Regions from separate parts of the Homo sapiens genome. Here region 2 is linked to region 1. A link is an interaction called in ENCODE POLR2A ChIA-PET data of the cell type or tissue named here. Cell type or tissue: Panc1. All regions are shown on one strand. Links, peaks and the distances in the headings refer to the core of each region. The heading gives the core; the rest is flanking DNA. Region 1 has its middle 3.5 kb from the start of TCEAL1. Region 2 has its middle 16 kb from the start of PLP1.

The links. Peaks named below come from ENCODE experiments on the same cell type or tissue, not always from the same donor. Only the 100,000 strongest peaks of a DNase experiment are listed, where the experiment ranks them.
Region 2: POLR2A ChIA-PET joins it to region 1 with 6 read pairs; 3 of 35 experiments call an interaction of 5 or more read pairs at or near these places.

The regions. Positions count from the first base shown.
Region 1 is chrX:103,623,268-103,627,664 of GRCh38, reverse strand. No RefSeq gene overlaps it. Among named protein-coding and RNA genes, the nearest start is that of TCEAL1, 3.5 kb to the left of the region's middle. In Panc1, for the core only: no CTCF peak of the experiment used is centred there; no DNase peak of the experiment used is centred there; H3K4me3 peaks cover 400 bases; H3K27ac peaks cover 1,936 bases.
Region 2 is chrX:103,758,744-103,763,140 of GRCh38, reverse strand. No RefSeq gene overlaps it. Among named protein-coding and RNA genes, the nearest start is that of PLP1, 16 kb to the left of the region's middle. In Panc1, for the core only: no CTCF peak of the experiment used is centred there; no DNase peak of the experiment used is centred there.

The DNA.
Region 1 (4,397 bases), core at 210-4,209:
TTTAAAGCCAGGCTGTTTAGTAAGTTTCTGAACAGAAATTCATGTGAAATTTCCCCTTTTAAGAACTGTTTGTTGCTTTTCTCTGATATCTGATTAACTTTGTGTTGAGATAGCATTTAGACAAATATTAGTTTACCTTCATATCTTTTTTATAACTGTTTTACTTTCCAATTTCTCTGTGAGATGTGTCTTTAAAACCAAGTTTCACTATGCCTTCTTATTTTTTCATCAAGGGTTGGTTTCTCATTTGTATAGTTTCTTTCCTAGAGAAGTCCCATTTCATTCATTTCTATCCTTATTCTTCTTAAATCCTGTGATGGAGAACTCACTGCCTTATAAGATATCTCACTGAAATCTCAGAAAGTTCTAATCATTCAGAGTTTTAAAATTAATTAATTAATTGATTTTTGCTTCTGTTGAGTTAAAATCTGCCTCCCAGTAGTTTACACACATTGGTCCTGGCTCTGCCCTGTGGAGTGGTACAGAACAGGTATAAAATAATAAAAGTACCTTTCATCCTTGACAGCTTAAAATTGCCACAGCTTCTATTCTGGTTCTTTCCCCTTCCATTCTGTGAGACACACTAGGCAATCTACTCAATCTTCTGTGACTCAGCTTCCTCATCTACAACATTGGAGACAATAATAGTACCTACCTCATAGAATTGTAAGAGGAATAACTGAGTCAATGAGTCAACCTATGTAAAGGATCTGGAATAGAGCCTAGCACATAGAAAGCACTCTATAAGCATTAACTATAATAATAGTAATAATAATAGTATGACACAGTGCTAACAATACTACTAATTAACATCCTTTTAATATTAAGATTAATTGTGTACTTTATGCCAGGCATTGCACTAAGTATTTTCAATATGCCATCTCACATAATCCTTAAAGAATTATGTTCTCACCAAGACTTTTTTGGGGGGTTTAACCTCCCCAGTTATTTCAGCCATTTCTGATGTGACATATTTTTTCAAAGTCATTCATTATTCTACACATTCCTGAATGTGTAAATGTCTCTGAAAACACTGAATATACTGCCTAGTGCAGAATGGAGTGATCTTACCACCTCCTTCATTTTAGAATAGGTGCTATACATCTATGGATGCATCCTAAAATTATAGTAGATTTTGTGAATGCCATATCACACAATTGAATCCAGTTTAAGTTGCAGTCAACTAGACCCCTCCCTTATTTCATACTTCAAGCTGTTAATCCACTTCTGTAAATCTTTTTAGTTTTAACTCAAGTATAGAAGCTTCTAATTTTTTCTGGGTTAAATTTTGTCTCATTAGATTCACTCCCTCAATCTTTGAATCCAGATTCTATCATTCTGTATATTAGCTGCAAATCATTAATTTAAAGCATGCCACTAGTACTAAATAGGGTGATAAAGTCAGCAAACTCGGGAAAGATCTATAGGTATCTCAGCAGAGAGTTCTGACTCCAAGTGAAAAAAATTTCTTTTCCTTATTGCATGTGAAACCAGGAGTATGCCCTGCCGAGCTAGTTCCCTTCCTCTCATCTCTCATGTGGCTTCTCAGATTGCTTGCTTTCTAGTGCTGCTAATAGAAGACACTATAGTCCCTGAAAGCTCCTGCACCGGTATAAATTAAACTTTGATGAGAACTTAGTAAATATGGAGGGCAGATAAGGAGGTGTGAGGAAATAGAAGCAGGAGAGGAGGAATGAAGACCGAGTCTCCATGTGGGCTCTAAGTCTGCCCAGCAGTAGCTGATCTCGGGTTCCCTTAAGAGAAAGGACTCTCAAGAGGGAATAAGGTAAAGGTGATTCTGCTACCAAATGACAATCATTTGTTACAAAGAAGTGTGATCTGCTACTTGTTTGTGTAGGGTTGGGGTTGGGGTGGGGCTGTCCTTCTGATGGATTTGATTTGATACCCTTGATTTAGGGTCCTATGAGGGTATATTGCTTGGTCCATTATTACTAATGAGTGTTTGTTTTGAAACCCATTTCAAAAGTGTGACAACTGAGCTCTGGGAGGTGACAAATTGTTCCCATGGAAACACAGATGATAGTAAGTAGCTGAGATGGGATTTAAAACCTAAGGCTAGGTGCAGTGGCTCACGCCTGTAATCCCAACACTTTGGGAGGCCATGATGGGAGAATAGCTTGAGCCCAGGAATTCAAGACCAGCCTGGGTAACATAGTGAGATCCTGTCTCTAGAAACGATAAAAATTAGCCAGGCATGGTGGTGCACACCTGCGGTCCCAGGTGGTCCAGTTCCTTGGGAGGCCGAGGTTAGAGGCCTGGGAACTCAAGGCTTCAGTGAGCCGTGATTGTGCCACTGTACTCCAGCCTGGCCAATAAGAGATTCCATCTGAAAACAAAAGAAAACAAAAAAAACAAAACATAGGCAGTGTGGCATGAGAGATTGTACCTTTAACCACTATGTAAAACTGCTCCTGGGCAGTGGGCTCCACCCACATTTACACACAGCACTGGGCAGCTGCTGCCATGACAACAGTCTCCAAGTGGTGTGGCCTTTCTCTGGGGGATCTGAGAAAGCCCAGGGTGGGTTTCTCCTCCAGGGATTCCTGTTGCTGGGGAGGCTGCACTTCTGTGGCAGGAACAGAACCCTCCTTCTTTGCGAGTCCCCTTGGTTTCACTTTGCAGGCTCTGTCTGCCTGGACTTGAGGAGTTCTGCCCTCTCCAGCCCAGACGTTCCCTCTGTGGCTGCTGCCTCTGCATTCTTTCCTAATGGCACTAATGGCAGTACCTGCTCTCAGACCTGGACCTGTTGACTGCAGCAGGCCCTGTCCAGCCTGTGACTCTCATGGGCTCCTCCCCTACCCCTGCCCCAGGGGAAATTCCCAAGTAGGAAAAGCAATGACAGGAGCCTCCTCTTTTCTGTTTCTGCTTGTGGCCTCATCCTAACTGGGGCTCAAACACACACACGCACACACGCACACACACACACACACACACACACACACACACACACCCTGTATATGCTCAGAGAAACAAGGAAGGGGCTCTGAGGAAAGGCTAAGTAGCAACTCAGGCTGTTGGAAATGCACAGGGACAGGGAAGGTGGGTCCAGACCTGGGCTGAAGAGAGACAGTACTAGGCTTGGGTCTGGGCAAGACTTATGCTGTCATTCACTCCCTGGAGGCTCTGGAGGTGTGGCAGCCTCCTACCCCTCTCCTTGCCTCTATTTGTATCATTTTTCTCCCTAAATGGTGGGGGCGAGGGCTGTGGTAGAACCATGAATGAGGTCCCTTCTAGCTCTAGGAAGCAATGATTCCATACTGCCCACCATACTGAGGTGGGAGGGCCTTTGCTTACGAACACGATTTGGCCTGAGTGGGGACCACCTGCGGACTGTGGCTGCTGCTGCATTTCCCAGAATCCAGACAAGCTCAGAGCACATAACTCATTCTATTTTGGCCTTCCCTGCTGGGCTGCAACAGAGCCACAGCTTAGCCTTGGCCTTTCAGGGACTTTTACAAGCACCCAGAACAACCTCAGCCTGAGGCCTGGGAAGGAGGCTGGGACAGAGGCAGGGCTGGCTCCATAATTTGCAGGGCCCAGTGTAAAAGACAATGCAAGGCCTCTATTCAAAAAGCAAGAAAAAAAAGTACCATTTTAGGTAATAAAATATAAAGCGTTTTTTTCTCCTGTTGCCTTTTTTTTAACGTCGTGTTTTTTTATTTTAAAAATATAATTCTTTTTTTTAGAATAGTTTTAGATTTACCAAAAAATCTAGAAAATAATACAGTGTCTATATATCCCAAACCCTGTTTCCTCTATTTTTAACATCTTACATTACTATGGTGCATTTGTTATAATTAACAAACCAATATTGAGACATTGTCTTTAACTAAAGCCCATACTTTATTCCCATTTTCTTCATTTTTACCTGATATCCTTTTTTTCTGTTCCAGGATGCCATCTAGAATACTATATCACTTTTAGTTGGTAAGCTGTCTTAGGCTTTTCTTGGCTGTGATCTTAACTGGAATTACACTGAATAAATGGATCAATCTGAGGAGAATTGCCACTTTCACAATACTGAGTCTTCTGATACGTGAACATGGTATTATACTTCATTTATTTAGGTCTTCCATAATTACTCTCAGTAATGTATTATAATTTTCAATATAAAATCTCCACATATTTAATAAACTTTATTTCTAATTATTTCATGCTTTTTGATGCCTTTGCAAGTGGTACTTTAAATTTTTTGTCTTCTAATTGTTTATTTCTAGTATATAAAATATATACTTGATTTTTGTATATTGACCTTTTATCTTTAGATCATGCTAAATTCACTTAGTAATTCCAATAACTTTTTGTAGATTCTTAAGGCATTCTATGTACATGATCATGATTCTTCTATGAATACATTTTTACTTCTTCCTTTCCTA
Region 2 (4,397 bases), core at 193-4,192, 140 kb before region 1:
TCCCCTACTGAAACTTCCACCTATCAATCTCTTCCCACACAAGGCAAATGGTTCTTGAACCAAGGAAAATATCTCCTTCCTGGTGGGTGCCTGTAATCCCAGCTACTCAGGAGGCTGAGACAGGAGAATCCCTTGAACTCAGTAGGCTGAGGTTGCAGTGAGCCAAGATCATGCCACTGCACTCCAGCATGGGTTACAGGAGCAAGACTCTGTCTCAAAAAAATAAATAAATAAAATAAAATCTCTCTTATTTAAAAAAAAAAAAACAAAAAGAAAAAAAAAGAAAATATCTCCTTCCAGCCTCACAGGCCGATTCTATTCTGTCGTCATTTCATAGCCTCTTCCATGTAGGTTACAAGCCACTAGCCCGCCTCTTAGAACCTCTCATTTCCTTTCCACCGTGGAAATCTATCCTCAAGGAAATCACTTCTCAGTGTTCCATCTGCTATTCTACTACTCCTCAGGGATTGTTCAGGCCCCCTCCCTTCCCTACACATCAAGCTCGGGGATTTGCCCCTGCCCAGGACTGGCAAATTGACTTTACTCACATGCCTCGAGTCAGGAAACTAAAATACCTCTTGGTCTGGGTGGGTAGAGGCCTTTCCCACAGGGTCTGAAAAGGCTACTGCGGTCATTTCTTCCTTTCTGTAAGACATAATTCCTTGGTTTGGCCTTCCCACCTCTATACAGTCCAATAACGGACCGGCCTTTACTAGTTAAATCACCCAAGCAGTTTCTCAGGCTCTTGGTATTCAGTGAAACCCTCATACCTCTTACCATCCTCAATCTTCAGAAAAGGTAGAATGGACTAATGGTCTTTTAAAAACGCACCTCACCAAGCTCAGCCACCAACTAAAAAATGACTAGACAATACTTTTACCACTTTCCCTTCTCAAAATTCGGGCCTGTCCTCGGAATGCTACAGGTTACAGCCCATTTGAGCTCCTGTATAGACACTCCTTTTTATTAGGCCCCCGTCTCATTCCAGACACCAGCCCAACTTGGGCTGTGCCCCAAAAACTTGTCATCCCTACTATCTTCTGTCTAGTCATAATCCTATTCACCGTTCTCAACTACTCATACATGCCCTGCTCTTGTTTACACTGCCGGTTTACACTGTTTCTCCAAGCCATCACAGCTGATATCTCCTGGTGCTATCCCCAAACCGCCCACCACTCTTAACTCCCTCTTAAAGTAAATAAATAATCTTTACTGGCAGGGCTATGCTGAACCTCCTTGGGCACTCTCTAATTGGATGTCCTGGGTCCTCCCAATTGTTAGTCCTTTAATACCTGTTTTTCTCCTCTTATTCGGACCTTGTGTCTTCCGTTTAGTTTTTCAATTCATACAAAACCGCACCCAGGCCATCACCAATCATTCTATACAACAAGTGTTTCTTCTAACAACCCCACAATATCACCCCTTATCACAAAATCTTCCTTCAGCTTAATCTCTCCCACTCTAGGTTCCCACGCCTCCCCTAATCCCGCTTGAAGCAGCCCTGAGAAACATCGCCCATTATATCTCCATACCACCCCCCAAAAGTTATTGCTGCCCCAACACTTCAACACTATTTTATTTTATTTTTCTTATCAATATAAGAAGACAGGAATGTCAGATCTCTGAGCCCAAGCCTGCATATATACATCCAGATGGCCTGAAGCAAGTAAAGAATCACAAAAGAAGTGAAAATGGCCAGTTCCTGCCTTAACTGGTGACATTACCTTGTGAAATTCCTTCTCCTGGCTCATCCTGACTCAAAAGCTCCCCCACTGAGCACCTTGTGACCCCCACCCCAGCCAGCCAGAGAACAACCCCCTTTGACTGTAATTTTCCACTACCTACCAAAATCCTATAAAACAGCCCCACCCCTATCTCCCTTATCTGACTCTTTTCGGATTCAGCCTGCCTGCACCCAGGTGATTAAAAAGCTTTATTGCTCACACAAAGCCTGTTTGGTGATTTCACATGGACGCGCATGAAACCTAGTATGGTGCCTTGTTTGTGGCTGGCCTTTATTAAATAACCAGAGAACATCCTCCCATCTCTGTTCATATATATAGGAGGACAGTAGGATCATTGGTGTTCTTGAGATTAGGTCCTTCAAGCTTTCATCCAGGAATTACAATAGAGGGCTGACTTGGTCCATCTGGACATCCATCCTGTTGTTCATCCCACAACCACCATAACCACCAGCATAGTTTCTACTCCTCCTCTTAGAAAGCCCAAATTCCAACAAAGATACAATGTCTCTTTCCCTTTCCCCAGCAGCCCTGATGATACAGTCTCTATTTTTAAAGAGAACCTCCCTCAACTTCTTCTCCAAATAGGAGCTAATGAATAGGAAAGAAAGTATTGCCAGGCCCAGTGGTTCATGCCTGTAATCCCAGCACTTTGGGAGGCCAAGGTGGGTGGATTGCTTGAGCTCACAAGTTCAAGACCAGCCTGGGCAACATGGCAAAACCCTGTCTCTACAAAAAATACAAAAATTTGCCAGGTATGATGGTGCGTACCTGTAGTCCCAGCTACTCGGGAGGCTAAGGGGGAGGATGGCTTGCGCCCAGGAGGTGTAGGTTGCAGTGAGCTGAGATCATGCCACTGCACTCCAGCCTGGGCAACAGAGACAGACCTTGTCTCAAAAAAAAAAAAAAAAAAGTATTAATTGACATCAAATTGAAACATTTTTAAGGCAGTGACAAATGTTACTAGAGCCCCTCACTGGAAGGAGAGTGGAGTTTCCCAAAGCATGACCAGAGATTGTCATCTCCACTGGATGGTGAAAGGTCTAATGTTAAAAAAAAAAAAAAAAAAAAAAAAAAAAAAAAAAAAAAAATCTGCAGGCAAATATATTTGGGGAAGCCTGGGTTAACCAAAGTTTTTTGTTTTTGTTTTGTTTTGTTTGTTTGTTTGTTTGTTTGTTTTAGTGTCTCTGTAGCCAGGCATGGTGGTACGCACTTCTAGTCCTAGCTACTTGAAGAGTCTGAAGCAGGACTGCTTGATCCCAGGAGTTTAAAACTGCCATGAGCTAGGAGCATGCCACTGCACTGTCACCTGGGCAATAGAGTGAGACACTGACTCTTAAAAAAAATTTTTTTTCGGCAGGGCGCGGTGGCTCAACGCCTGTAATCCCAGCACTTTGGGAGGCTGAGGGGGGCGGATCACAAGGTCAGGAGATCAAGACCATTCTGGTTAACACGGTGAAACCCCGTCTCTACTAAAAAATACAAAAAAAATTAGCCGGGCATGGTGGCAGGCGCCTGTAGTCCCAGCTACTCTGGAGGCTAAGGCAGGAGAATAGCGTGAACCCAGGAGGCGGAGCTTGCAGTGAGCCGAGATCACACCACTGCACTCCAGCCTTGGTTACAGAGCGAGACTCCGTCTCAAGGAAAAAAAAAAATAATGATTTTTTTTTGGCCGGGCACAGTGGCTCATGCCTGTAATCCCAGTACTTTGGAAGGCCAAAGTGGGCAGATCACCTGAGGTCGGGAGTTCAAGACCAGCCTGACCAACCTGAAGAAACCCCGTCTCTACTAAATATGCAAAAACTAGCCAGGCGTGGTGGCATACGCCTGTAGTCTCAGCTACTTGGGAGACTTTACAAAACCTCCACTATGCTAACATGCATTATGGCCTCTAAAAGACAGAGATGATAGAGTTTGCAGCTTGATGCCATTAGTTAAGTACTTACTGTGTGCTAGGCTCTGTACTAAGTGCTTCACTTGCATTAATCCTTATCAAATCCAATAGATATTGCTGTTATCTTCGTTCTTTAATTCCTTCCCACATTCCAATAGCCCAAGGTCTGGCTTGAGTTGGCAGGCTTCTTGTCTCAGTTACTAGCATCCGGCTCCCTCCTGGCCAGTGTCTTCTTGGCAGCATTTTCCCTAATCTCACCCTCAGGAACTAGTCCATGCTCCATCCTCATCCTATCCCAGACAAATGTCAAAGTCCCAAGTGAAGCTATAACTACCTGATATGGTTTGGCTCTGTGTCCCCATCCAAATCTCACCTTGAATTGTAATCTCCATAATCCCCATGTGTCAAGGGCAGGAACAGGTGGAGGTAATCAGATCATGGGGGCGGTTTGCCTCATTCAATTCTTGTAATAGTGAGTCTCATGAGATCTAATGGTTTTAGAATCATCTGGCATTTCCTCTGTTTGCACTTATTCTCTCTTCTGCATCCCTGTGAAGTGGTGCCTTCCACCATGATTGTATGTTTCCTGAGGCCTCCCTAGCCATGCAGAACTGTGAGTCAATTAAGCTTCTTTTCTTTATAAATTACCCAGTCTCAGGTATTTCCTCACAGCAGTGTGAGAATGGACTAATACACCACCCAAGGCATTCTTCTTGCCTGCTACCTAGATACAGCCAATTTATCAAGACAGGGGAATTGCA